Linked DNA regions of Homo sapiens: region 2 is linked to region 1. Evidence: read pairs that join two places in POLR2A ChIA-PET (ENCODE). Cell type or tissue: IMR-90. All regions are shown on one strand. Links, peaks and the distances in the headings refer to the core of each region. The heading gives the core; the rest is flanking DNA.

Region 1 (15,539 bases), core at 3,225-11,224:
CATCCTCTTTGGTCTGTGCAGTTGAGACGTGTGGGTTGCTATTCACTGGTGTCTGGAACCCCTTTTCTAAGGCTGATAATCCATAATAGTTACAAGTATGAACTTGAATATGTTAGTAAATTGTTCTAGTCTCAGTTTTCTCTTCTGTGAAATGGAGACAATAACAGTCCTTATTTTAAAGGTTGGTGTGAGGATTAAACGGGTTAATCTATGCAAAATGCTTCCTCTGTGTTAAGAGCACAGAGCGCTCGATACTTTTTAAAAATTCCAACTCCTACGTTTATAATTATTTTCATCATTAATGTAGCTAGTTATCAGGATATTTATCTCATTCACGAACTTACTGCCAATGTGAGGAATCCCAGGGTAACCAGGAAAGTGACAGAGACTTTCCATGGTTCTAGAGTTAAACTGACTGTTAACCACCAAAGCATGGGACCAGGGAACTAGTTAAGGAAATAATCTTTCTTCCTCTTTTTCTAGCCATTTTCTGACTCTTTAAAAAATGTTACGCGGTTCTCAGAGTAATAAAACATGAACGGAGACAAATCTTCCTCTTGGCATTCTGATGCTGATGTTTACTATGAAAATCAACTGTGTTTTATCATTATATACTATATTAGTATTGCTTCAGAATTCAAAATAAATAGCTAAATATTTTTAGAAATAAATAAAACATTCTTGTTTAATTTCAATTGTTGGTTCTGATTTTTAAACTAAATTTTTACATAACCAAGCTTACTATTTTTTTTCCTATTTAAATTGGTGTGGGTGATTCATGTTAATGGAATTCTCTGACCTGAAGTTATGTGCTGTCTTGTTTAAGACATAAGCCTTGCTGCCCCCGCCTTTTTTTTTTTTTTTTTTTTTTTTTTGCCTGAAGATAACAAGGTTGTCATGAGCTTTTGTGTTGGGTTCCAGGAATAACTGAAGATGCAGTTCAAAACTGAATCTTCCTCTAATAGATGTATCTGCTCCAGATCTCCTGGACCAAGTCTTTTGAATTACTTTCTTTCCCTTGATAGCTGGTCTAGGTCGAATTCTATAACATGAACTCCTTCACTTTTCACCTCCTGAGAATAAATCCCTTCTGTCCCTAACTCACACCATAAATGAGCTCATTTCATTCCATTCCTCTTCGATTTTTTTTTTCCACAGACATTTCCTGCTCAGACTTTTTCTTTCCCTATCAAATTGCCCTCATGTTGACTAATCCTTCAATTATTCTCTCTCGTCTGCCTATTTCTATCTCATTAAAACATTAGTGCTCTCTAAAACCTATATTTATATTCATTATACATACGTAAGAAATCCCTTTTCTGAACAGAAGGGCGGTAAGGAGACTACACACGAAACTGGAAAGGGAGATATTCATCTTTTTTTTTTTTTTTGGATACAGAGTCTTGCTCCGTCACCCAGGCTGGAGCGCAATGGCGCGATCTCGGCTCACTGCAACCTCCGCCTCCTGGGTTCAAGCAATTCTCCTGCCTCAGCCTCCCAAGTAGCTGGGATTACAGGTGCCTGTCACCATGCCCAGCTAACTTTTGTATTTTTCAGTAGAGACGGGGTTTCACCATGTTGGTCAGGCTGGTCTTGAACTCCTGACCTCAGGTGATCCACCCACCTTGGCCTCCCAAAGTGCTGGGATCACAGGCGTGAGCCACCGCGCCCGGCCCGAGATATTCATCTTATCAGAATGGCTAAGTAGAAGGGAGAAACTGATTTTTCATCACTGAATGCATCTTGTGACTCTTGCTAGGTGAGATCAGGGACCAAGCAATTATAAACATTCTTTGCTAAGTTCCTATCAAAAGGAATACCCTCTACTTTGGATTTGCATGTAGCCTCAGGGACAATATGCGTTAATACTCAACTAGATAGAACATCTCCTTTCTCTCACTGTGGAATGGATTCCTCCCTTCCATTCTACTCCCATTGCACCCACTATTTACTACCACTGTAGGAGGTCATTTTTTATAGGTCTGTCTTTTGTGATTGGTATTTAAATGTCCCAAGGCAATAATTCTCTTTTTATCTTCATATTTCAGGTGACTCGTTTTTGTTAATAAATATAGGAATGAATGAATGAATACTACAGGCACAGTAAGTAACAATGCTACAGGCACCATGTCACTTCTTAGCTCAGAATTCTATGACTTCCCTTCTCACAAAGCATATATGCCAAAGGCTTTTAACGATAGCCAACCATAGTTGATAAGACCCTTCCTCGTCTGGCCCTTGGTCACTCACTGACCTCCTATCATTCACCATCTTTCTTCCTTGGCTTCAGTCATACTGGCTTCCTTGCTATTAATATTTCTCAAACCCTCTAAGCATGCTCCATCTTGGATCCTTTACTTTTACTGTTTCCTCCACCTGGAACACTTTGTCCCCCAATATCTGACTGGTGTACTTCCTCACATCTCTACTGAAATGTCACCATTCCTGACCACTCCACTAAAAGGGTCCCCTTCTCCCATCCTCTAGCCCCTTTAGCCTGCTTTATTCTTTGTTTTTAAATCAAACTTATCATGACCTGATTGTCCATCTTCTCTTGTTAAAATGTAAGCTCCACAATAAATAAACTTTGTTTTATTTACTGCCGTTTCCCCAGTTCCTAGATCAGAGTTTGATTTACATTGGTCATTCAACAGACATTTGTTGAGTAACAAAGTGAATCAATTCTTAACTGACTGAAGATAAAGTGAAGTTCATTAACTCTTTCTGGACATTAGACTAAGCACCAGGCTAAGTTCTTTCATTTTATTAGACTGGGAACAATCTTTTAAGTGCCCAGTTATTCATTCAATCAAGGCATATCCTGCATCTAATATGCAAGATGTTGTGTTAGATGCAAAATTATTTTTAATAAAAAAGTAATGCAGGCCCTATGCCCTTAAAGTGCTCACACTCCAACATATTTCCTTTCAAGATCTATGTTACTGACCATCTTACGTTCTAACTCTTGCCTGTCATGGGCATGTATGCTGCTGAGCTTAAGGTTTAAGGTAAGAGATTCATGTAATTTTATGCTGTCCCCAAAGTCCTTACCTATTAATGGAGATCATGAGGTTGGACACCTTAAATAATAATAATCACTACTTATCCTGAACAAAATAATCAACCTCATTATGAAAGCAAGAGTAAATCAAATTACCCAGTGACTGTAATGGGCCTATTATAATACCTTTTTCTTAGATGCTTCTAAATGCCTGTCAATTTCATTGCCCCCTCACAGATTGGCTTCCTCCAGGAAGCCAACTCTAAGGCAATGATTAGAGAGCAGGATAGACAACTGTGGAAGGGAAGTGAAAGAAACAGGAATAGAAATAGGGAGAAGTCAAGGTGAATGCAGACCCAGTGACAGTCTCATTCAACCCCATGGGAGCTCTTGAGCTAGAATGTTAATGTTCTCCTGAGTTGGGCCAAAATGGCCAGGTCATTATTCCCCTACACTGATCAGGAAGAGCTGCCCCTGTAAGGGGTATGATCTTGGGTGAGGCAGCTGATGCAATTCCTGAAGATTGTCTGCTGAGGACACTCCCTTTCATCGAGAGACTAAAGGGTCCCTAAGGATGCAGAAAAGCAACTTCAAATAATTCCTCAGGCATAGGTCACTGTATTTAGTGTTCCACATGACTTTCATTACCACAAATTGTGCAGGCATTGGTATAAAGGAGTGATTCTCAACTAGGGGCAATTTCACCCAACAGGGGACATCAGACAGACAATGTCTGGAGACATTTTTGGTTGTCACAGCTAAGGGAGGGGAGTGCTACTGGCATGTAGTGAGTAGAGGCCAGAGATAATGCACAGGACAGCCCCCAATAATTTTTGCCCACAGAGGTGTGATCCCACCATTTCTGTTGCGCAAAGCTTTGTATTCTAGGACAGATGACAAAATGCTACCCCAGGCCAAACTCACAAATGCCTTCATTTTCTGAGTAGTGTAAAAATACACTTTTCAGAGCCAGCATTCCACTAATTATCTGGCCCCAAATGCCAATAGTGCCCAGGTCAAGAAAGCCTAGTTTACAGTCTGGCCTGTGGCCTGTGAGATGGCATTACCCTTAGATGGATAATAAATAACTAATCCAATCAGATGCTTTGTCTTGGAGAGCTTGAATGTAATACACAGAGATAAACAGAGATGACAGATGGGTGGGGAAGTTTAAAAAGTCGGATAACAAAGGAAGAAAATGGAAGTCATAAGAAAGTAGAAACTATAAGTAGAAGGTGTTAGGTGGAGAGAAGAGAGAAGATATGATACTGTAATAGTCTGAAGTCTATGGCAGCAAATGCATATACAGAAAGAAGCAAACATGTTTCGTGGTGTCTGTTGTTCCATGTTATTCTTTTCTTTCTTTCTTTTTTTTTTTTTTTGAGATGGAGTCTCGCCCTGTTGCCTAGGCTGGTGTGCAATGGTGTGATCTTGGCTCACTGCAACCTCCGTCTCCTGGGTTCAAGCGATTCTCCTGCCTCAGCCTCCTGAGTAGCTGGGATTACAGGTGTGCGCCACCATGCCTGGCTAATTTTTTGTGTCTTTAGTAGAGACAGGGTTTCACCATGTTGGCCAGGTTGGTCTCCAACTCCTGACCTCGTGATCCGCCCGCCTCAGCCTCCCAAAGTGCTGGGATTATAGGTGTGAGCCACCGCGCCCGGCCCATGTTATTCTTCATGCCTCTCTGTATCCTGAAAATGTTCCTTATCACCTAAGCCTATCCCTGTCCCTTACAGCCTTAAGGAGACATAGCACATAACAGAGCAGTACCTGCAGTCGCCTGAAATCAAGATGATTTTTACTGCAGATATCTGAAAGTCTATTTAAAAATCTAGAATGGTTTTTAAACCAGGAACAGTTTATGTAAGTCTACTAAAGAACAAAATGCCTTTTGTCCTCACTTCAAAGTTCTCACCAGAAAGTACTTTGTAATCCCAAACTGGTTGTGTTCTGAAAATGGAAAACATCCAAATGGAAAAACGAAAGTAATGATTCTTGCCCACAGGGATGTGATCCCACTATTTCTGTTGTGCAAAGCTTTGTATTTTGGACAGATGACAAAATGCTACCCCAGGCCAAATTCACAAATGCCTTCATTTTCTGGGTAGTGTAAAAATACACCCTTCAGAGCCAGCATTCCACCAAAATAGTGCCCATGTTATAAAACTGATTCAGAACTCTGGTGCTGGTCTCTTGGCCCTAGCTCCTCATGAGGCCCAGAAGAATCTGTCACAATGAGGAAGATGAAATAAGAAAGAAACAGACATTTGTCTCATCTCTTCCATGCCACCGGGCTAATTTCCATGTAAGTCCGTGACGAAGGAGTGGTGGTTAGTGATCCAGCTAAATGCGCCCATTCAGCTCTAAAGCCAGATTATGCATGGGGTATGATAGCAGCTTCATAAAGTCTAGGAGAGGTTAATACTATTGTTGTTCCACTCAGATCCCTTTTACTGAGCTGGTTCACCCAGCCGCAGTTGTTGTGAGTGTTGGTTGCTAAGGCCTCATTGGTCCTTTCACCAGAAATCCTCCCTTGGCCAAATGGGAACTGCTTTGCTATCTCCTACTCCCCAGAAATCCACAGCCAATGACTAATTCACACGGGAAAATAAAAGCCCAGCCCTGGCTGGGCGCGGTGGCTCACGCCTGTAATCCCAGCACTTTTGGAGACCGAGGCAGGCGGATCAGGAGATCAGGAGTTCGAGACCAGCCTGGCCAACCTAGTGAAACCCCGTCTCTAGTAAAAATACAAAAAAAAAAAAAAAAAAAAAAATCCAGGCGCGGTAGTCCCAGCTACTCGGGAGGCTGAGGCAGGAGAATAGCTTGAACCTGGGAGGCGGAGGTTGCAGTGAGCCAAGATCACGCCATTGCACTCCAGTTTGGGTGACAGAACAAGACTCCATCTCAAAACAAACAAACAAAAAGCCCAGGCCCCTTATCTCAAAGTAGGGACAATTTGTTCTCCAGAGCTCCCTGTGGGATCAAGCTGAAGTGAGTCTCTTCCTTCCCACTTAACTCCTTGACCAGCATCCTTCTTACTTTATCCTGCTTCCCTCACTCCCTTTCACCTGAACAAATTACTTCTACAAGAAGCCCCATCTATCTAAATAGGGCTCTACTTCTAGGGATTTTACCTAAGGCTAGGGTGAGCAACTATCTTGGTTTGCCTGGGACTACAGAGATTTCCTGGAAAATGGGAATTCCAGTGCTAAATCCGGGAAAGTCCCAGACAAACCAGGATGAGTGGTCACTCTGCAACGCACATAAATATTTGGATCCTGAGCATCCTTCCTGCTAAGTTTATGAAGATTCTTTGCCTACAGGGACTTGAGTGATCCAAATAACATAGATAAATTAGTCATTTCTGGGAAACCATCTATGCACAAAAAAAAAAAAAAAAAAAAAACAAAGTGCCCCAATTTGTAGTATTTGCCAATTTCCATGGAGTAAATCTTCCCACTATGCCTGATTTCAAGCTACCAAAGGTAGGCTTAATAACTAGCTCACAATTCCTGTATATTTTACAATTGGCTCTCTTGAGCCATTGTAAGCCAGCCCCAGCACAGAAATTCCCATAGCAGAAACAAAAACGTTCTGTTTCCTCATGTGTTCAAATTGATGGGATATATAGGGCCAACGATGCAAAATCTGGTTGCTAATGATACTGTAAAGCAAATAAATCTGAGAGCTTATTGGGGAGTATACATTTGAGCTAAAGGAGAAAAGGGCCATGACAACACATTTTAAGAAGAGAATATAATTATTACTGCTGTAGCTGCTTTTTATGGGCATTGGAAAGGCTGTCTTTGAATTTATAGGGGCATTATCAGCATCACTGGTAGGTCACATGGCATTTGTCCCAAATTCCTAACACTTGGGACAACATGTGACTGCTGAAGAAACTGGCTCAAATCATTTCACCCTGAGATTTTACTTGAAAGAGAATTTTAGCCTGCAAATCATCTCACATTGGACCTGCAAAATTCTTTCTGACTTTTATCATGATGGCTTATTTTGATGTTTTTATTTTTTTGAGATGCAGTTTCACTCTTGTTGCCCAGGCTGGAGTGCAATGGCGCAATCTCGGCTCACTGCAACCTCTGCCTCCTGGGTTCAAGTGATTCTCCTGCCTCAGCCTCTCGAGTAGCTGGGATTACAGATGCATGCCACCACGCCCAGCTAATTTTGTATTTTTAGTAGAGACAGGGTTTCTCCATGTTGGTCAGGCTGGTCTTGAACTCCTGACCTCAGGTGATCTGCCCGCCTCGGCCTCCCAAAGTGCTGGGATTACTGGCGTGAGCCACCGCACCCGGCCTCATGATGGCTTATTTAAGCCAATCTGAAGCTTTAAATTATTGCCCCACTCATATTTCAAATTGTCTGTCCCCTGAGGACACTGGTAGCATAGGTTGGAGCACTGTTAAGTGAAATGTCAGCAATTATTAGATGTGCTTAAAGGTTTCCCCTATTTTTTAAAATTAAGTGTGTATGTGTAGTGGGGAATGTCCAGGATGAAAGCTTGGCAACTCTCAAGATAGAAACAAACTGCTAGGCCCTATGTATCAAGGAGAAACTGTAAAAGCTTGAGTCACTTTGACAAGAGAGAAAAAGACTTAACCAGGGATATGATTAAGGCAGTTAAGATTGTAAAGCCTGCAAGAAATAATGGATCAGTTATTTCTTTTTACAGTGTCTCATAATCTGAGAAGGTCACTCAATGAAACAGCTTTTAAATTCAGAATAAATAGTAAAAAGGAAATTTGTCTTTCAGAGTCCCATTGCCACTGCAAGAGGTCACTGGTTAAAAGCTGGAGTATAAAATGTTACCTTTATTGTTTTTTTTCCATTACAAAGGTAGTACATGCTATTACCAGAAAATTTGTAAAAGTAAAAAGAAAGAAATGATGCAATAACTGTTTGTCTTTTGGTATCTTTTTATTTTCCATTTTTCCTTTATGTGTACATTTCTGTTATTTTTATTTTATTTTGTAATATAGTTGTGATCATGCTGTAATTTTGAAGTCAGCCTTTTCCCTTAATGTATTACATGGTACAGTCGACTTTGATAAAAACGACCATATAAAGTTATGAATGCTATTAGTCTTTGCTGAGAAGCAACAGAAAAGGTCACATTATTTATTGAGTGTCTACTATGTGATAGCCACTATGCTAAATCTCATGCCTCTGTGTATTATCAATGTCAAGAGTGAATTTACCTCTTCTTCTTTTGGGTATAAGACATAATTCATTCTGTAAATATTTACTGAACATCTACCAAGTACCACATACCACATTAGGTACTGTAGAATATAACTGTCAACAAGACTAATACTATCCTGACATTTTAGAGATTAAGGTCTATCTTTTTGATTATTTATCACTCGTTAGTTATACAAACAACTATTGAGCCGTTCTAATGTGCAAAACACTGGACTTTCAGATTAGATCCTTGGAAATCATCTTCAGAAAGGAGAGGAACTACTTATACTGACCATTAAATGCAAGAGAATGAATGAAACTTTCATGACTAGTTTGACTCTAACAGGCATGCATTAAGTTATACTATCAAGCTGATAGTAATAATGATACTAATGCTAAAGCTAATAGCAAACACTTGAATAGCACTTACTATGTTCCAGGCACTACTCTAAGGGTTTTACAAATATTAACTGTTTGATCTTCACTGTAACCCTATGAAATAATACAGCCATATTTCACCGAATTCAATATCCCATTGGTCGTATGGTGCATTCTGATTTCAGAACTGTTGAAACGTGGGTGGAAAAGTGTGTCTTACAATTGACCAAATATGTTACTATTATCCCTATTTTAAAGATGAAGAATAAAGAGAAAGAAAAAAGCATAAAGTGTCTGAGTCAATATTTGAACCCAGTCAGTTTCATTTTACAGCTTTTACTCTTAACCGCTATCGATACCATTTTGATAAGGCAGTTTTTAGCCCAGAGGTGTTGAGAGAAAAATTTAGGTTATGTAAATCAACTTAGGATGGCCAAACGAAGAGGAATATACGAGAGAATAATCGTTGGCAATAGCAGATAGACTAGACAGTTATTGGCCTGGGCATTTCTTCTTAACGGGTAAGGCAGTGTGATGTGTGGCTTGGATGTCCAGAAACTGGGTTCCAGTCCCAGTATTATAACTATCTTTGTGACCTTGGTTATGTCATTTGATCGTTCTGCACCTATTTCATTATCTGTAAAATAAGGAAAGGGCTCGAATGATTCAATGTTTCTCAAACTATTTCGACTGCAACCCACAGAAGAAAAACGTTTTACACTGTGATCTGGCGTGCGCGCGTGCGTGCGCGCGCGCACACACACACACACACACACACACACACGCATGTACACACATATCTAACAAATTAACCACCGCCAAAACAACACTTAACCTTGCTTAGGTAATGCACTCTGATATTTTCTAATCTGTTCCATTCCATTCCATTCCATACCAGTCAAAAATTGTTGGTTGTAAGTCATTAAACTGATTTTAGGATTTGCTAATGAGCCACACCTCAGAGTTTGGAAACTACTGGTATAGATACTTTCTAAGCTTATCTCCAGTTAGGAAACTCCACAGCACAAGAGGGCTCCTGGGTGGGAGTGGGGCTGGGAACTTCAGTAAAGAGAGGGACTTGACCCTTTTGCCTCATAAATACTCATTTTCTTTTTAATTGGATCACGTTTCTACAACCTTTAGCAGAAATTTTTTGTCATTAAAGCATCTGGCAAATACCACATTAAGGCAAAGATTCACTGTGATCCATGGCATAAAGTTTAGTGTGAAATTAACTGGTGTGCCTGAAAAAGGCTTCCACAGTCACCTAAAACTGGAGAACTATAGACTCCTTATCCTCTTAGAGTCTCAGTGTATAATAAAAATTCCAAGAATTCTAACAAGAAATAAACTTGCTTATCTTTGAAACCTAGTGTTTTTCCAATCTTATTAATCAGTACTATTTTTTTCAAGGGACAGTTATCAAAACCTAATATAACATTAATGTTTTAAAGAACCTGGCTTGGAAAATATTCTTTTAAGGGACCTCTGGAACTTGTAAAATATTAAGAAAACCATGGATTCTTTTTACTGTTATAGAATGATTTCTCCCTTTACCCAAATATATAGTGATCTTTCTTGGTGAGAAAAGTAGAATTTAGAACAGAAGACCAGAGAATTGAAATAATGGTCAGGAAAAATCTTTAAATTCTTTTTTTGAGACAGAGTCTCTCTCTATCACCCAGGCTGGACTGCAGTGGCATGATCTCAGCTCACTGCAACCTCCACCTCCAGGGTTCAAGCCATTCTCCTGCCTCAGCCTCCTAAGCAGCTGGGATTACAGGCGAGTGCCACCACGCCCAGCTAATTTTTGTATTTTTAGTACAGATGGGGGTTTCACCAGGTTGGCCAGGCTGGTCTTGAACTCCTGACCTCAAGTGATCTGCCCACCTCAGCCTCCCAAAGTGATGGGATTACAGGTGTGAGCCACCACGCCCAACAAATCTTTAAACTCTTCAAAAGAAAAGGACAATTTTCAGACTACTATGCCAACCAATGAATACTTTAGTACTTTCTTAATCACAGACATATGAAGAGACTGACAATATACCTACCAATTATACATATATAACTATAAATTAGTATATAATTTAAATAATTTAAATGATAATTTTATTGTAAATTATATACATATTTGAAGTCACACTATTAGAATTTCTCCTTTTTCTTGGTTTAAGTTGTAGAAGTCAATTAGGAGTAGCAGTGTATTAAAACTAGAAGTAAGGACAAGTTAGTGTCTATCAGCGGAGAAGGGTCATATTTCACAATGCTTTTCTCTTCTCATTTTCTCTTAGATCTAAGATAAAAGAAAAAATTTCTTTAACATGTAGAGATTGGGCCACCAGGAAGAAACAGTGAATTCTTTTTTTTAGTAAAAGGCTGCCTCTGTCTTCTGATAAACAACAGACAGCTGGTAATGTAATTTCCAAATAATTTCCAAAGGGGAGTGTGTGTGTGTGTGTGTGTGTGTGTGTGTGTGTGTGAGAGAGAGAGAGAGAGAGAGTGCACACACGTGCGAGACAGAGAGAGAGAGAGAATAAGATAAACAGAGACAGTAAGCATGTTTACGCTGGCGGGTGCAATTAGTAGTTCCTCCTTATTTTTCTTTTCTTTGTAATTTCTAAGCTTTAGGAGCCACCCTATTATTATTTATAGTAACCTGAAAGCACATTACTAAACATGTATCAACTCAGGCCTGTCTAAAAAAAAGTATCAATTCAAATTCATTTAATATGACCTTAGAGGAATATTTAAAACATATTTTTATTCATTGGTGGGGGGAAGCTGCTTTTATAGTAGCAAATACGTGACTTCAGAGATGTCCTGCTTCAAATATGGTGATTTTTTTTTTTTTTTTAAATTTAGGGTCAGGGTCTTGCTCTGTCACACAGATTGGAGTGCGGGGGGGGGTGGATTATGGATCACTGCAGCCTTGACCTCTTGGGCTCAAGTGATCCTCCTGCCTCAGTTTCCCAAAGAATTGGGATTATAGGCATGAGCCACACCATGCCTAGCTCAAATACGGTTTGGATGGCACACCCAATTTCTGGTGCAATTTTCTAGAGGTAAGTTTGGCAATACACTTGAAAAGGCTTACGAATGTAAACATTCTTTAACATGACAATTCCACCTTTAGGCATTTATCCTGTAGAAAGAATCTGAGATATTTGTAAAGGTATAAAAAGGATATTAGCCATAATGCTCGATATAATAAAGATTGTGAAATAATCTTTATATTGAGCAATTTAGAATTGTGTTGGTAAATTTGGTACAGCCACAGAAGAGAGTATTAGCCAGTCATTAGAAAAATTACTCTGAAGAAGAATATTTAAACACACGAAAATATTGGAAAGATAGTTTTAAGGGAAAAAAGCAGCTCATAAAACTGTAGCATGTTTTTATCTGCGCATGGTTTAAAAGAAAAGAGAGAGGCCGGGCGTGGTGGCTCATGCCTGTAATCTCAACACTTTGGGAGGCCTCAGTGGGTGGATTACTTGAGGCCACAAGTTCGAGACCAGCCTGGCCAACATAGTGAAACCCCGTCTCTACTAAAAATACAAAAAATTAGCCAAGCGTGGTGGCGTATTCCTGTAATCCCAGCTACTCGGGAGGCTGAGTCATGAGAATCGCTAGAACCCAGGACGGGGGAGGTTGCAGTGAGCTGAGATTGCACTCTGTCTCAAAAAACAAAAAAATAAAAAAATAAAAGATAGAACCTTGATACACACACACACACACACACGCAACCACAAGAGAAATACAGAAAGTATATAAACCAAATTTCTGATAGTGATTATCTCTGAGTCATAGGATTATGGATACTTTTTCTTTTCTTGTTTGTACTGTGGGCTTTCCAAATTTTTCTTGATGTGTATAGAGTACCTTTGTAATTTTAAAAAGTACAATGTAAAGAAACAATCCATCCTTAGTCTCACCGTCCTATTTCTTAAATATCCCTTAAACCAAGTTGGTATTTTCTTTATACCTGCAAGCAAAGCTTTTAAGCGTATATTGATATTCCACATGGGCATCCAAGAGACTGATGACTTCCGGGGCTGGCTCCATTCAGGCAGGTAGATCAGTCTCTTTATGAATACCTGTGTCTAACAGGCCTGACCTTTCTGGAAGTGGGCACTGATGTGATATGGTTTGAAAGGTGTGAGAATGCTCCCCTTGGCCCCTCAAAGTTCCTTCCTCACAGCTCAGAGCTTATGGCCGATGTTCTACCACCTCAGGCTTATGGATTTTCACACTAATAAAATGCAAATAACCCAGGAGAAGTACACATTAAACTTTACCTATCACTTGGGTTAAATGAGTATATCATTTTCTGAAAATAGGTTTTAATGGGTAAGACATGGGAATTCAGAGGGGGAGTCAGGGAGAAGAAAATATGAATGAATATACCTGGTGTCTGAGGAGTAATTAATATTCATAATAGTACTATTTTTTATTTATGGTTTATGAGTCGCTTAGGAGTATGTTATCACATTTAATCTCAATTAAATCGAATAGAATGGCTGTCACCAAGGCAAGTTAAGTAGACCAGAGATTTGGAAAGATGCAGAAGACGAAATCTGTAGCCTTTATCATTTTTCTAGAGCCGTTCCTAAAAGCCACGATCCCACTCATTTAGATAAACTGCTTTAACTTATCCCTTTTTCTTGGCAACTCCAAAGCATTGTGAAACTGTGTCCAAATAACTAGACCACATGCGGATAATAAAGTTAGAGCCAGTCCAGAAAATAAGATACTTCTTCTTAATCTATTATCGATGTATGACAAAAACACAGGACCAACACCTTCCAGGAAATTTTGTTCAAAAAGACAACAGCCAACTGGAGACACACATGACAACATCTACTCAAATACTTTAAAGTATTTGTGAGCGTGGATCTTTTTATTAACCCGTGGAGAATGGAAAAGAAAGGAAATGATCAGAAAATGGCAATGAAAGAATATGGCAGAAGAATGGAGATCATACAGAATTACTTCCTCTCTATAAAATATATAAATTAAGTAAAATTACAGTGCGATGCTTAAAAACACAGACTCTGGAGCCAACTTCTTGAGTTTCAATCCTGGCTCCCTCATCTACTAGCTGTATGAATGTGTGCCTCAGTTTCTTCATCATTGAAATGGGTATAATAATGGTACCTACCTTAAGGGATTGAAGGGATTGCTATAAGGATTAAACTAGTTAAAATCTGTAACATTTCTAGGCACAAAGTAATTGCGTTAAAATGATGGATAAACCCTCATATATACTCATATATGACCACAAGGAAATACATCAGAATGCTAACAGATGTTAACTCCATGTGGTAAAGTATGGCTTTTTAAATACCAAAAAACTCAACACATATACTTTTATAATCAAATAAAAAGTGGTATAAATTAACATTAATCAGAGGAAAACAGGTGCTTGCCAATTTAATATGCAATATTGTATAAATAGGATTTTCTAATACTTAAACTTTCAGTTAACCAAGGTTATTTCTCTTAGTATTAATTATAAAAACATAATTAATAAAATAGCAAAACCAGTAAATAAAAAGAATGGCTAGAGGTCAAGAACAAAAGGAGAATACAAGGCTCACGAATGTAATCCTAGCACTTTGGGAGGCCAAGGCGAGTGGATCACTTGAGGTCAGGAGCTCGAGACCAGCCTGACCAATGTGGTGAAGCCTCGTCTCTACTAAAAAAATACAAAAATTATCTGGGCCTGGTGGTGTACACCTGTAGTCCCAGCTACTCGGGAGGCTGAGGCAGGAGAATAGTTTGAACCCGGGAGGCGGAGGTTGCAGTGAGCCAAGATCACGCCACTGCACTCACAGCCTGGGTGACAGAATGAGGCTCCCTCTCAAAAAAAAAAAAAAAAAAAAAAAAAAAAAAAAAAAGGAAGGATGCAAACAGTTAGGGAAAGGAAATGCCCATAGGCTGAGGTTTCAACTTGGAGGCATAGTATTTATTTATTATTGATATATAATATTTTACATATTTATGAGGTAATGTGATATTTTACTGGCATAGAATGCATAATGATCAAGTCAGGGTATTTGAGGCATCCATTACTTTGAGTATTTGTCATTTGTCTATGTATTGGGAACAATTCAAGCCCTTTCTTCTTGGTACTTTGAAATATACAACACATCGTTGTTAACTACAGTCACTCTATTCTGCTGTCAAATGATATAACGTAGTCCTTCTATCTAACTGGATGTTTGTACCCATTAACCACCCTCTCTTTATCTCCCCCTCTACCCACACACCTTTCCCAGCCACTAGTATCTATCATTCTATTCTATGTTTATTATCAATTTTTTTAGCTCCCACAAGAGTAAGAACATGCGATTTTTGTCTTTCTGTGCCAGGGTTATTTCACTTAACATAATGACCTCCAGTTCCATCCATGTTGCTGTGAATGACATGGTTTCATTCTTGCAGTGTTTCATTGTGTACAGATACCACATATTCTTTATCCATTCATCTGTTGATATACACTTAGGTTGATTTCACATCTTTGCTGTTTTAAACAGTGCTGTGATAAGCATGCAAGTGCAGGTACCCTTTTGATATACTGATTTCTTAGCTTTGGGATGGATAACCAGTAGTGGGATTGCCAGATGGTAAGGTAGTTCTATTTACAGTTTGTTGAGAATCTTCATACTGTTACTAATTTACTGTTACATTTTCATCAACACTGTAAAAGAGTTCCCTTTCTTCACATTCTCACCAGAATCTGTTATTTTTTGTCTTTTGAATAATAGCCATTCTAATTGGGGTAAGACGATATATCATGTGGTCTTGATTTGCATTTCCCTGGTGATTAGTGATGTTGAGCATTTTTTCATATACCTGTTGGCCATTTGTATGCCTTCTTTTGAGAATTGTCACTCATTTCATAAGGCAGGGATCATTTAATGAATTATTTAAAGAATTATAGAGTCACAGTAACATA
Region 2 (15,539 bases), core at 2,767-10,766, 88 kb after region 1:
ACAAGAGTCCTGTCTGGCTGCAGGCATTGACTGACTTCTCCTTTTTATCTCAACTTAAAATCAGTGCCTTGCTCCCATCCAGTGCCACATGAAATCCAAGGAATCAAAGTGTAATCTCCGCTGCCACTCCTCATGTTCAAAACATGGACCATTATGCAATATTAAAGCATGAATCCTGGAACTCTGTTAATGTTGTGAAATAGGTGAGTAGTTAGCAAGAATTACCATTCTGACAGTGCAGTGGAAAAACTTCATTCATTGTAAAAAGCAGGGAGTTGAGTTTCTATATGGGGTTGCCTTTCACGTCCCCTCCCCTTGCAGAGATAATGAAAAAATGCCCAGCTATTTTTCAGATGTGATGTTTACTTTCTTTTCCAAGAGGTTCTTTGGAGGAATACACAGAAATATTTTATAGAACCACAAAATAATAGAGGTAAAATAAGCTTTGGAATAAAATAAGCAAATAAGACTAGTTTCTAGTCTACGATTTCTGGGAAAATGCGAGAACTTTAGTTAAACTTGTTTATTTTATTCTAGGTGAATTTTATTAACTTAAAGGATCATAAAATAATAATGATCATCTCTACTTTTAAAATCCACATTTCTATCAATTATTATATGCATATTCCAGTGTGTACAGATAAAAAGATATTCAAGTACAACTAAACCTAGAGATTTCATCAGAAAATAATCCCCAAAATGAGCTGCTATTGCAAAATGGAAAATATGATGTAAACAGGCATTTTGGGCTTTCAGATAAACAGCATAAATTTTTGAACAGGATACGTCTTGTTTTCCACAAAGAGAAAAACAAGGTGTAGTGAAGAGCGTTGAATTGTGTCTGATTTCTGATCTTGCTTTTAACAAATGAGAACGTCTCAGCTAAGTCAACCAGAAACTATTTCCTAATCTATAAATTAAAGGGTTTGGCCTAGATAATTTCTAGTCTTTTCTGGCTTCAACCCCTCCCTGCTTACTCTCTCTCTCTCTCTCTCTCTCTCTTTCTATATATATATATACACACACACACACATATATATATATATATATACACACACACATATATATATATATATACACATATATATATACACATATATATATGTATATATACACACACATATATATATATATAAACACACACACATATATATATATATATTTTTTTTTTTCTTTTTCTTTTTGAGACAGAGTCTTACTCTGTCACCCAGGCTCCGGGTTCAAGCAATTCTCCCACCTCAGCCTCCCGAGTAGCTGGGACTATGGGTGCATGCCACCACACCCGGCTAAATGTTTTTTGTATTTTTAGTAGAGACGGGGTTTCACCATGTTGGCCAAGCTGGTCTCGAACTCCTGGCCTCAGGTGATCTGCCTGCCTTGGCCTCTCAAAGTGCTGGGATTATAGGCATGGGCCACCGCACCTGGCCAGATTGCAGGTATCTTTAACAGGTTGGAGTGTTACCTGAATTTTCATCAATCTTGGGAAACATATAGCTGCTAACAGTTTTAACTTCCTACTCTATGTTTAACTCGTTTAACATATTAAAACACGCAGACAATATTAAACTGCAGCAACACATGGAGAAGAAAAGCATCGTGGAAATGGGGTAAGATGGGACTCTAGAAGTGTTTAAAACCTCCCATGCTGAAATTTTAAGTAAATGTTGACGGGCAATGGTTAAATTGTAAAATAAATGAATTTGTTGTCACTGAAATTTAGAATACTCCTACCTCTTCTTATGTTTTGCCCTTTTAAGATACAAATTAAAATTTTTAAAAAATAGAAGAGCTCAGAAATAAAGTGATGGGGATAATATGCATACCTATACTACCACACTTTTCCTTTCACCAGTTACTTTGGAAAGTATCCTATGGAGTTTTGATTTTAGTAGAATTCATGTGAGGCAAAAGATGGCTTATTATTTCTATTGTGTAAAATCTCCAAACCACTGGGCAGTTATAAGACTTTTTTTTTTTTTAAGCTCAAACACAGGTCAAGGCTATAGGTGGGAGTTCTTGAACAATAAACAAAGTGAGAAATGGTCTTAATTTTTTGTTATTGCTGCTTTGAATGACACACAGACACATGTACTAACACAGGCAAGACTCTTGCTGCACGGATATATGTATTTTTGTAGAAAAGATCAAACTAAAATGAATTCACTGCCTGGCATCATGTTTTCATCTGCCTTCCATTTTCCACAAGGGTGTACTCCACTTGCTTAGACTTAGGCAATTTAAAAATTCTTGATCTTAATGTCCTCTAAAATGTACAGACTTTATAGCTTAGATTTTAAGAGACACCATTACCTGACAGGGTAATGACAGTTTTATTTGCACTGGTGACTGGATTTGCTGTGATACTTAAGCAATAATACAAATAAAATGATAATTTTTTTGAGAGGATGTCAGGGAAGGAGAAAGAAAAGAACAAAATGCATCGCATTTAACTTGGTTTAAAAACACAACACACTGCAGCTTCCCAAAGCTTCTTATTTTACTGGAAAAAAAAATCCCTTAGCAATTCATCTTCCTTTGGGCGCATGAATGACATTTTACTGTGATGTGATTATAAGAAACAAAATCCCTCGGAGATGCTGCCTTAAAATATTTTTCTTTATAATGTTCTGAGCTCGACAAACCTTGGTAGAAAACAGAATACTCTTAATTATGAATAAATTAACTAAATTAGTAACATGAGATGGATATGCAATTAAGGGATTGTTAATTGAAACTGGAAACACAGCTGTATACAGCTTAGAGATGAATCATACCAGTAATGACGCAGATGTTTATAAAATGTGATTATCTTTAGTGGAGACAGCGCTGCATCTCCCAAGCCCATTCTTATATTGTGTCACTGAAATGGTTTTTAAACCCGTGAACACCAGGAATCAGGATCTCAGGGACGGCAAATTAGGCTCCCTGGATATGGGAATTAGTGTTGTCTGAATGTCAGCAATTTGATTCTCCAGCTTTCAAAGAATGTAGATATGGAGCCAACAACAAACATCTGTTAGTTGCATGGTCTTCAAAAAAACAAAAACAACCAAAAGTTGCTGGCAAACCAGTCCCTGCTTCAATCAGAGAAGACGGTAAAGTATCTGTAAACAGTCACACTGCTGTGTGTGACTGTTAGAAACATATAGAAAAGAGAACCCCAGGGCACAGTGCCAGAGACCTTATGCACAAATGGTAAATGCCCCCTCTGCTGGCAGAGGCTCTAAAACATTTTCTGCTCTTTTCCCGGCAGTGAACCCAGAAGAAAAAACAAAATCTTCACAACTAAGGAAGCAGTAGGAAAATGCCGTCATTACACTCACTGTATGTTGAAATGTACTAAAATTATCAATATTCTGTTGCACTTTGGAAACTTCCGTTTTTTGCTTATCCACACCATTTTCCCCCATGTGCAATTCCCATTTGCCCCAGGGAAGGGAAATGTCTCTATGGTTCTAGATTTTAATCGAGTTACATGATCTCTGCATAGACTGTGATTGGACAAGGTTGAGGGGAGACTGGATACTGTGTCCTAACCATAGTTTAATGATTATGGAATGAAGGGCTCAGCTACATAGACTAGTCTTTGGAAATCAGGTTTTTGGTTTCTGGACAAAGCTTGTGGCATTATTCAAACCAACAACTATTAGGCTGGATGGTGCTTACAAAGATGGAAGATGGTAGACATCAGTTTTTTACGTAAAGTGCAAACTAACCACTGTAAGGTGTAGTCAAAAAAGAAATAATACATAATTTTAGATATTGACCAACAGAAGATATATTTGTCACCTTAGCTTAGCTTCTCTTTCAAAATTATCAATGTCCTTAACAAAATCTAGTGCTGTAAAGGAAAATAAAACAACAGATAGTCTGACATTAGTTAATACTTTCCTCTATCAAAAGGATGCAGAAAACTTAGGGCATCCTCCTTGAATTCAGGGGAGACCTTTTACTACAACGTTTAACGAAGTATTTGGATGACTTGAGGCTCAAATAAACAACTCAGTTTTCCACTGTGTTGACTGTGGGCATATGGGGTGTAGCTGAGTTGTGAGTCTGTTAAAAGAAAATACACTTTCAGGAATGAATAAGGAGAAAAACGCAAACACATAAAAAGACACACCACTATATATAGTTTTCTCTCTATGTTGGATACCTATAAATGTGGGATTTGTTGAATTTTGATCACAAAGTCTTTCTATCCTATGTGTTAGTCTGCACAAGTACAGGCTTTGCCTATAATTTCAGTATTGATTTGCTGTTATACAGGTTCCAACTTGTCTAAATTTCATTACCTGAAGGGACAGCTTGCAATTCCATATACAGGTATAATAAAAGCAAGATGAGTACATGCATACTGTGAGCTCTGAAAAGGCACTTTTTCTACAATGGCTGTGCCAAATTCTTCATGAGACTGTTATTCTGTTGCAAATGGTGATAAGAAAGCCAATATCATACATTATTTACTAGCATTTGTACTAATATTTTCAATTCTGAACCTCATTATAATCACACTTGTTTCAGAACCCATTTGTGGACATACCCAGCTATTTGCCTAACTAACAGCTATTTACTTCTTGTTCCTTGGTAAAGAAGCTCAATTATGTTCAGATATTGGGCAACAAAGGACACAGCTCTGAGGAAAAAATTAAAATCTGGTCTAAGCCAATCACAGTAAGCTTGTTTCTCATAGCCAGTGATTGGCTTAAAGAGGTTCAGTGAGATCCAGTTCTAGTTGACACATAAGAAGAAATTTGTTGGGGAGCTTCTGGGAAACGTTTGCTTTTCCAAACACAGACACACAGGCATGAGTACACACACACACACACGCACACAATACAGTTATCCTTGAACCTTATTCCTTCTTGCCTTGGTTATTGTTGTCTGCGGATATGTTGCTTGGCGCAGTGGGAAGCCATCTTGGGACCATGAGGAAAAAGACAAGAGAATCCCAGAGAAGCTGACCTCAAGTCTTGATATAGCTAATCTGTTGAATTAACCAGCTCTAGGTCTGATGGTCTTTGGACTTCAGTTTATTTTGATTAGTGGTTCTCAAAGTGCAGTTCCTGACCACAGGAGTAGCAGCATAACTTGGCAACCTACTAGAAATGTAGAATCTCGGACTCCACGCTGGACCTACTGCATCAGAAACGCTGGGAGCAGCCTGCCAGCCTGTAGTTTAACAAGCCCCCAGGGGATTCTGATGCATACTAAAGTTTGGGAACTGTGCTAGATTATCAAATGTCTCTATTATTTCTAATGTGTCTATTATTAACGATAGGGTTTTCACTTCTTGCCTGATTCCACTGGAGTTCGTGTTAAAAAAAAATATATTCCCAAGTCTATTGCATCAGAATCTCCAGTGAAGGGGCTTGTGAATTAATAATTTAATCAAGTGCCCCTGGTGATTCTTATGACCAGAAAACCTTGGGAAAGACAAACTTAAGAACTTTAAAGTCAGGTATCTGTTACTGGCCTCTGAAAGTATTCTAACTGACATTCCATCTGCAATCTCCTGTTTCAACTGGCCGCAGCTCCAGGACCACTCAGGTAAGCAGATACTAGCTCTTGCCTTGGCAAATATATTATGAAGTCTTAGCTTGGAGAGCCTTTGACTTAAAGTGAGGTTTACATTTCTAAGATGTTGGTTTCTTGACTTAACTGTCTATTTGAATTCCTGATCTTTTCCATTCAGAGCCTGTTTACCCGAACTCCCCACTTCAGCTACAGTCTGAATTCCTAACCTCGTGTACATTCTTGATCAGTGTTATCTGGTGGCCTCACCAACCCTGCCAGAATTTCAGAGCCCCTCTCAAGTAATTACAGGGGTAATCATGCATTCCTTAACTCTTAGGCTGCATTCTTAGGGGGCAGATTCCTACCTACTAACCTTGAACCTGCTGATGCCCATGAGGCTGGCATGAAAGCAGGAACAATTAGTCTGTTAAAAACTAAACATATATTCCTGAAGTCTGAAAAAAGGTTCTACTCATCCAAATAGAAATAATTGAGAACTCTAAAATATTTAACTTTAAATGGTCTGGAATCATCAATGTTCTTTCAGGTTGAATGAATATTTTACATTAAAAACTTTCTGTCCCTTGTTTACTTGGCCAAATAAGGTAAAAAGGTCAAAACAATCTTAGTGAAATTGTTTCCTTATGAATGACAAATGTAAAGAGTCAAAAGAGGAATTAAGGTAAATAATTTAATTATATTTCATCTCCCCTAATTACATGTTTTTCATTTGCTTAGATATTACTTATTTCACCTCTGCTGCCTTCCCCACCATATACCCGATAACTCAGTCATTCCAGACTTATAAACTACCTCAGGTTATATCAGATCTTCCCAGACCTGGTTTTCTTCCTAGAAAACCATTCCATTTTTTTCTTTACCTCTTGGAACCCTACTCATTGCTCGAGTCTAAGCTCAAATGTCACCCCTTGTGCAAAATTTATTGCTAACTCTTCTGCACATTAATATCATTTCTGGGGGGCTCACATCTCTAGTGGAGCCCTTGTAATACTGTATGTAGTTCATGTATTAATCATCTTTGAAGGGAGCCTGTGTCATGTACATCTTTGTCCCTCCTATTGGGTAGAGGGTCTCGAGACTAATGTAGTCACTGATAAAATACTGAACTGAACTTCATGCAAAAGTGATTTCTGAGAAAAGGCATTAACCAAATAGTGCCTTAATTTTATTACTTGTTTTGCAGGTTTTATGTACTTAATTGCAAGTAGGAGGCTAATGAAAAATGTTTAGTTTTTGCAGTGTGGTGGTGGTGAGGGGCATCCCAGCTTGAGTGGTAGAGGTCCCAGCTTAACACAGAAATTTAGATAAATGTGGCAAATTGGTGGGATGGGCAATGTATCTCATCTGCACTGAGAGAAAAGCTCAAGGTGTAACCATTTCTGGGGCTACATGTCTAGTCATCTCTAAGAGATTGGTGGCTCCCCAGACATCCATTGCAGGGACACTAAGGAGGTCTCTTAGGAGAAGGCGTAATGAAAGAACATATTATAAACCAGGTGCTTTGCTCAGTAGAAAAGCCTCGGTCAACAAGAGAAAGAGAAAGAGTGGTTTTGAGAATACTGTGGTGTCTGCTACTTAGATTTATCTTCTGGTTCAGTCATATCTGAGTCCCATGCATCTAAGTCAGAATTATTTGCAAGACCATGTGCCAGATGAGATGCTTTCTGCTGCAGGTTGTAGAAAACTGATATGGGTTGGATGTTTGTTCCCTTCAAATCTCATGCTGAAATGTAATCCCCAGTGTTGGATGTGGGGCCCGGTGGGGGAGACTGGATCATGGGGCTGGATCCCTCACGAATGGCTCAGTGCCATTCTTGCAGTAATAAGTGAGTTCTCACTCAGAGTGAGTTCATGTGGGATCTGACTGTTTAAAAGAGTGTGGCACCTCCCACCCCCTCACTCCATCTCTCACCATGTGACACGCTGGTTCTCCTTTCACCTTCCACCATGATTGTAAGCTTGCTGAAGCCCTCACCAGAAGCAGAGGCTGTCACCACACTTCCTGTACAGCCTGCAGAACCATGAGCCAATGAAATCTCTTTTCCTTATAAATTACCCAGCCTCAGGTATTCCTTTATAGTGATGCAAATGGAATTAACATAAAAACCCAACACAAAATGTCTTGACTAGTCAAGGCCCACAGAGGCAAAGCTGCTCCAGGACTGGGTAATCCAGAAGCACAATGACATTATTCCAGGTTCCTCCCATCCTTCCATTCTGCCATTCTTGGTGAACTGTCCACATACTCACAACGTAGCTACTGAAATTCTGATCTATTCACTCGTTCATTCAACAAATATTTACCACGCTAAGATCTATTCTTAGGTAATTTGGATACATTAGCTAACAAAACAGACAATATCCCTGGCCTCATGGAGCTCACCTTCTCATAGTGAAAGACAATTTAAAAAAGTATATTAGGCCGGGAGTGGTGGCTCATGCCTGTAATCCCAGCACTTGGGAGGCCAAGGCGGGCAGATCACGAGGTCAGGAGTTCGAGACCAGCCTGGCCAGCATGGTGAAACCCCGTCTCTACTAAAAATAAAAAAAAACTAGCTGGGCGTGGTGGTGGATGCCTGTAGTCCCAGCTACTCGGGAGGCTGAGGCAGGAGAATTACTTGAACCCAGCAGGCGGAGGTTGCAGTGAGCTGAGATCATGCCACTGCACTCCAGCCTGGGCGACAGATTGAGACTCCATCTCAAAAAAAAAAAAAAAGTATATTACACATGTTAATCCTGCAGAATGAGTGTATGATAGGAAAAACCAGAAAAAACAGGACAGATGTTCCTTTTGCTATATATCACCCTAGAACTTACTGGCTAAAAATAACCATTTATCAGTATTGCTCATGGTTCTGTGAGTTGACTGTGCTCAGGTGGGTGTTTCTTGCTTGGGTTCTTTCATGTGTTTGCAGTCAGATAGTAGCCAAAGCTGAATTGATCTGAAGGCTCCATTGGAATGGCTGTTACAGTTTTTTCACTTGTACATCTGGCTCCTCACTTGGGATGGCTGCGGATCTTCGGCCAACAGCTGGGGGCTAGCCACGTATTTGTCTTTCCATGCAGCTTCCCCATGTGGCTAGCTTAGATTTGTGGCTTCTTCATGTAGACAGCACAGTGGCCTTAGAGTAGACTTAGTACAGGGCAGATCACTTTCCCCAGAGTGAGCATTCCAGAAGACCAAGACAGAAGCTACAAGACTCCTTCTTATTTAGCTTTGAACTTCTTGCAGAATCAATTCTACCTCCTTCAGTTTGTTGTACAGGAGCAGCCCAGATTTGGTGTGTTCCTCTACACAAGGAACAATTGCCTGGAGACATGATTCACAGGGAGGAGGGAGTGCCTTCCTAGAAGAGCTATCATAAAAAGGTAAGTGGGAAATGGATTCAGATGGCTGGGAAGAGGGAGATGGGGCAGTTGCTGTCTAATTAGTGTGGTCAAATTTTAAGAAGGTTTTTTTTTTTTTTAAGTTGAGATTTGAATAAGACTTGAAGGAAATGACAGAGTTAGTCACAAAGATTTCTGGAGAAAGAATGTTCCAGGTAGAATAAAGAACTACGCATAGTGCCCGGAGAAGGATGCCTGTTTAGTTCTCTAGACGAGAAAAACCTTTCTCAGAAGGTCCCTTAGCTGAATGCCCTTTGTATTTTATTACCTAAAATTGCGTAATATGACCATGTCCAATTCCGAAGAGGGCAATCAAGACTGCGAGAGCACCATGAAATAGCTCAGGACTATCATTATGTATTCCCTTGGGTTGGGGCTTCCCTTGATGCACATGATATGCAGAGGAGGGTAGATCCTCAACAAGCCTGGTGGCTGCCAGCAAAGGAGAAGGGTGTATATGGACACATTTGGGGAAAAGAAAACAAGAGTATCTTTCTTCCCCACACCCTGGGGATTAAACAATACTCCTTTTGGGCCTGTCTAACAGGACAACTCATCCCATTTTCCCAGCCCTAGATCCTGACTATCAGCAGAGAATTCTTGTGCTTGGTGTAAGAGCAGAAAAGGCTGGAAAGGCAGCGATAATGACCAGGATCAGCATCTAACTCACCCAGTGGCAAAGGGGCCACCACCCACAGAAGGTTTAAAAGTGTACACTCAACAGATAAGCAGTAGGTAGCATTCATAATGGGAAAATATGACTCTGAAAGAAAATTTTTATGTGGCACTGAGATACTTTGAGATGCATGATCAATGAAGGACCTAATTCAAAGAGGGTAACATTAAAATTCCCAAGTACAGCACAGCCACAAAAGCTGTAGCCACATGGGCAACTTTACTGCCCCTACAGTTTAAGTGTCTGATGGGAATGCCAGACCTAAGAATTGGAATTGGGGGTCCTGACTTGTTTGAAGCAAGTTAAGGTCTTTTTTTTTTTTTTTTTTTTTTTTTTTTGAGAGGGAGTCTCACTCTGTCACCAGTCTGGAGTGCAGTGGCATGATCTCAGCTCACTGCAAGCTCCGCCTCCCAGGTTCATGCCATTCTCCAGCCTCAGCCTCCCAAGTAGCTGGGACTACAGGCGCCTGCCACCATGCCCGGCTAATGTTTTGTATTTCAGTAGAGACAGGATTTCACCATTTGGTCAGGATGGTCTTGATCTCCTGATCTCGTAATTCACCCGCCTCGGCCTCCCAAAGTGGTGGGATTACAGGCGTGAGCCACCGCGCCTGGACAAGTCAAGGTCTTTTTATATTTCCTCAGTGTCACTTACAATAATCCACCTACACTTGATTTTCTCTGTTACAAAAAGATAGTATATTAAAAGGTAGTTCAGTCGATATTTATGGATGGAAACAGAGGTGAATATTTAGAAAGACTAAATCAAACTGAGATAATAAAGAAATATAAGCTATAATTCAGAGGAATGGAATGCCAAAAGTAAGGGGAGTGGAATCTGAAGTTCATGACTATGCTCTCATATTTTTTTCCTGCCAGCTGTTGGTAGAAATTATTATTATGATGATGATGATTATGATTATTATTATTTTGAGACGGAGTTTCGCTCTTGTTGCCCCGGCTGGAGTGCAATGGCGTGATCTTGGCTCACAGCAACCTCCGCCTCCTGGGTTCAAGCCATTCTCCTGCCTCAGCCTCCCGAGTAGCTGAGATTACAGGCATGTGCCACCACGCCCAGCTAATTTTGTATTTTTAGTAGAGATGGGGTTTCTCCATGTTGGTCAGGCTGGTCTCGAACTCCGGACCTCAGGTGATCCACCCGCCTCGGCCTCCCAAAGTGCTGGGATTACAGGCGTGAGCCACTGCGCCTGGCCAGAAATTATTATATGAAACTAGAAGCCTGTTCAATTTTAACAAAAGGATGCAGATATGATGCAACTGTTGAACATAAGACAAATTAAAATATTTTCTTTCTTTTCTTTTCTTTCTCTCTCTCTCTTTCTTTCTTTTTTAGATGGAGTCTCCCTCTCTACCCAGGCTGGAGTGCAGTGGCATGATCTCAGCTCACTGCAACCTCCACCTCCCGGGTTCAAGTGATTCTCCTGCCTCAGCCTCCTGAGTAGTTGGGATTACAGGCATGCGTCACCATGCCTGGCTAATTTTTGTATTTTTGATTGAGACGGGGTTTTACCATGTTGGTCAGGCTGGTCTCGAACGCCTGACCTCATGATCTGCTCACCTCGGCCTCCCAGAGTGCTGGGACCACAGGTGTGAGCCACCGCACCTGGCCCAAATTAAAATATTTTCATTGCAAATACAAAATACCAAGAGGTTCTATATATAATCTTTGAAAGTACCCTTTCTATTTAAAGATCAGGATTTTTTTTCACATGTCTAGAAAGAAATTTGGTTCAATTCTATTCACTATGTATTTATTGGGAACCCATTAGATGTGTAATATAATCAAATATCAATAGATTATAGAAAAGAAGAGAGTCCTTTTTCTTACAACCCAGCAGGGCGGAAAGGATTAAATTCTTCTTATAAAGGGAGAACAAATAGATTAGAAAAGACGCTGCGTAGTCAAGTTCAGAAAAGTGAGAAAGTTTAGAAAGGTTTCATAGAGATGAACTGCAGTTCTAATAATAAAACTTAACATTTTTATAACATTTGATAGTTTCGGAAGCAGTTTCACAGACCTTATCTCATTGCTTCACATGGACCTTGTAAGACAGGTGGGATTTGGATAAGTAGTTCCTTTAAAAAATGTCTTCGAATATTGTACATTTAGACTGACAAATGCCTTTATTAGAATAAAGGGAAAAGGTATGTGAGAGACATAGAGAGCAAATTTTGGGTTCTAGTTCCACAACTAACTAGCTGTGTGAACTATGAACTATCATGTGGTGTCTTTGTAAACTCAAGGGTTGGATTTCTGGACTTTCTGTGCTGAAGTGTAAAACTAAAAATATTAAAATATTCAGTAATTCAAAGTGGATATTTTAAAAGCAATGAAACATATCAGTAGATTCAATTGTTTTCTTATTTATTTTTATGATTTGATATTTTATATTTTTAGATTTCAATTTTTATTTTAGACTCAAGGGGTACATGTGCAGGTTTATTACATGGGTATATTGTGTGACACTGAGGTTTGGAGTACAGTTGAACCTGTCACCCAGGTAGTGAGTATAGTACTCGATAGGTAGTTTTTTCAGCCCTTGTCCCACACCCTCCTGCCCTTGTCACTAGTGCCTGTTGTTCCCAACTTTACATCCATGTGTACCCAAAGGTTAGCTCCTGCTTATAAGTGAGCACATGCATTATTTGGTTTTCTGTTTCTGCTTTAATTCGCTTAGGATAATGACCTCCAGTTCCAACCATGTTGCTACAGAGGACATGATTTCCTTCTTTTTCATAGCTGTGTAGTATTCCATGGTGCATATATGCCACGTTTTCTTTATCCAATCCACCATTGATGGGCACCTAGGTTGACTTTATGTCTTTGCTATTGTGAATAGTGCTGCAATGAACATATGAGCGCACGTCTTTTTGGTAGAAAAATTTATATTTCTTTGGGTACATACCAAGTAATGGAAGTGCTGGGTCAAATGGTAGTTCTTTTTTTTCTTTCTTTCTTTTTTTTTTTTTTGAGACAGAGTCTTGCTCTGTTGCCCAGGCTGGAGTGCAGTGGCATGATCTCGGCTCACTGCAACCTCCGCCTCCTATGTTCAAGTGGTTCTCCTGCCTCAGCCTTCCGAGTAACTGGGATTACAGGTGTCTGCCACCATGCCCGGCTAATTTTTTTGTATTTTTAGTAGAGATAGGGTTTCACCATGTTGGCCAGGCTGGTCTCGAACTCCTAACCTCAGGTGATCCACCCACCTCGACCTCCCAAAGTGCTGGGATCACAGGCGTGAGCCACGACACCCGGTCATTTTTTTCTTGGAGTTTTGGCAAAACTATTTAAGTGTTGGTTAACCTTATGAAGCCACAAATTTAGATGTAAGTACTACGTCTTCAGAAATTATAGTTTTTTTCCCCTAATTTTTCTCCTCTGGTATAACTTTCTGCTTATTTTTATAGTTTTCAGTAACATTTTAACTTAGTTTTATGCATTCATCTATTCAAGACATTTATAGAATGCTTACTATATGAAAGACACTGCCAAATGTCAGTAGATGTGGTATTCAGGGCCTCTGTCCTTATGGAGCTCACATTCAGATAGGGGAAACAGACTTTCATTAAACAAGCCACCAAACACATAGCTATAGATTTTCGTAAGTGCTGTGAAGAAAGCAAACAGGATGCTCTCTGTGATAATGATGGGAAATCTTCCCTAGATGTGACTTAATTATACATTAACTCTGCAGTCCATTACTTCAAATGATCCCTAGTTATTCAATTTACATACTGGAATTTTACAACCCTGTTTAGTTAGTCCCAGGCTTCAGGCCATTTAAAACAAAAGATATAGATGAATAGAAGAGTCACTCAGCTTGTCTTCATCCTTCAGATCTCGGTCAAAGGTCACTTTTATTGGGAGGGTGTCCTGATTGCCCTTTCCTGCCTCTCACCCTTACTGCAGCGCGCGCGCACACACACACACACACACACACACACACACACACACACACACACACACACACACATTTAGGTCCTTACTATATATTCTGGTAGTGTCCTGTATTTTCTTTCCTGACACATTTGTAATTATTTTATGAGATTTAAAAAATTACTGTCTGTCATCCCAAGAAACCATAACCTCCATGAGGGCAGAGAAGGTCTGTCTATGACTGAATCCCTATCATCTCAAACAGAGTTTGGTAAAGAGTAGACACCAGAAAAAAATAATTATTGAATGAATGATTGAACAAAGGAGGATTTCCGTTCACTTCAGCAAGACTTTGATGATTCAACCCTCTTGGTCCTACAGAAGAGTGATTCTAGTTTTTAGTCTGTGAATGATTCAGGCTCTGAGTTAAACAGGCAATTCTTGAGATCGTGGTCTGAAATTCATACAACCCTCCTACTTTAAATTTCCTCAACTCATGATCCAGGTGATTCCTGACAAATTAATAAATGTGAGAATGATGCTGTTCTTTTTGTTTAAAGGGTCGAATCATAAATGAATAGGAAATGTTGTCATGTCAATTCAACTTTTTATCAGAGGAGTGGTACTGCATAGTTAGGAGTTCTGACAGATTCCCCAGGCAGACTGTCTGGGTTCAAATCCTGGCTCTCTCACTTACCTGATATATGACCACAGGCAAGTCACTTAACCCTTGGGCTCCTCATTTTTCTAACCTGTAAAATGAGGTTAAAATTGTACCTCCCTCACTGGGTTACGTGAGGCTTAAAAGCATTAGCACATGCAAAAGTGCTTATAATTGTGAATGGCATACAGTAAGTGCTAGGTAAGTTCTCACTATTAATCTCAGTAAGCGTAATGCTCACTAAAATTATTTTCAAATTTATACCATATGACTACATTGATTGTCTGAATAAAGTAAAACTATGTATAAAGGCTGTACTTCTGATATAAGAATCATCTTCTAATTTATTATATTTCCACCCTCCCGTCTCCTTTAGTAAATTAATTAATATATTAAGGGAGAGGACAACTTATATCACAGTGATCATTATATTAAGGACATTATAGCATTTATAAAAATAAAGAAGTATTATGATAAACTGTATGAATTTGAAATTCACTTTGTGGTATTTACCTTTAAAAGTAGCATTTCTGAATTTCATACGCTAGTTTCCATTCCCCTTTATGGAGTTGGCTTTAACACGCAGCTTCTCATGTGGCCTGAAAGGGGATTCTTTCTACTTTCTAGAGGAATGTGCTGTGAAGGAGGAGTCGGGAATCTTACTGGCGGCCATGTGAGAACAGCAGCTCTTTGAATGCTGGGTATGATGTAGCATGGGAACTGTGAGCAGCTACTGGCGGAGTGTTTCACATGCAGCGCAGCGGGGCAGTGGGAAAGGCAATGAAGAAAACAACCAGTGCAAACAAATGCAGAAGAAAGGGTGGGGCGGGGTCAAACTCCAGGGAAGGAGAGAGGTCAGCCCAGAGAGACAAGAACACTTACAAGAACAAAGAATAAAGCAGTGAGAAATTGGAGACAAGGGCAAATGTCAGTTGCAGAATAAGGGAAAAGGACAAGAAAACATGACCATCATGGCAATTTTAAATGCCTGGAATTATATACATGTTTCTAGTAAGGAACTAGAGGTCTCAGGAAACTAAAATAAATACATGCATGCATAAATACATTTTGCTATTTAAACACATTTACTAGGAACACATTCCATTTTTAAAAACAATAATAAACACACTTACATGGATTACCATAATAGCTAGCCTTAGAACTAGCAAAAATAGTTCCCGATTAAAACAAATTAGAAATTAGTATATAAAGATCAAGCAATCAAGTAGCCTAATTAATACTTTATAATGATTTGGGTTCACTTTATAAAATATCTGAAAATAATAATATGCTTTTCATTCTCTTAAATTCATAAATATTTCTTTGGCTCCTGATGGCTTCATTCCCATTTTATACTTCATATAATTTTTTCATCACATTCTG

Evidence for each region. ChIA-PET counts read pairs that join two places held together with the same protein. Peaks named below come from ENCODE experiments on the same cell type or tissue, not always from the same donor. Only the 100,000 strongest peaks of a DNase experiment are listed, where the experiment ranks them.
Region 2: POLR2A ChIA-PET joins it to region 1 with 10 read pairs; 4 of 35 experiments call an interaction of 5 or more read pairs at or near these places.

Annotation. Positions count from the first base shown.
Region 1 is chrX:31,332,559-31,348,097 of GRCh38, forward strand. The region is part of intron 61 of DMD (dystrophin); the gene reads right to left. Among named protein-coding and RNA genes, the nearest start is that of FTHL17, 270 kb to the left of the region's middle. In IMR-90, for the core only: no CTCF peak of the experiment used is centred there; no DNase peak of the experiment used is centred there.
Region 2 is chrX:31,420,883-31,436,421 of GRCh38, forward strand. The region is part of intron 60 of DMD (dystrophin); the gene reads right to left. It overlaps LOC124905175 (a long non-coding RNA gene), which reads left to right and starts at 5,457. Exons shown (of 3, transcript XR_007068211.1): 1 at 5,457-5,550; 2 at 8,792-8,907; 3 at 9,496-11,930. RefSeq lists an enhancer at 14,683-15,193. In IMR-90, for the core only: a CTCF peak has its summit at 3,218 (motif pointing left); a DNase peak (open chromatin) is centred at 2,819; H3K4me3 peaks cover 346 bases; H3K27ac peaks cover 420 bases.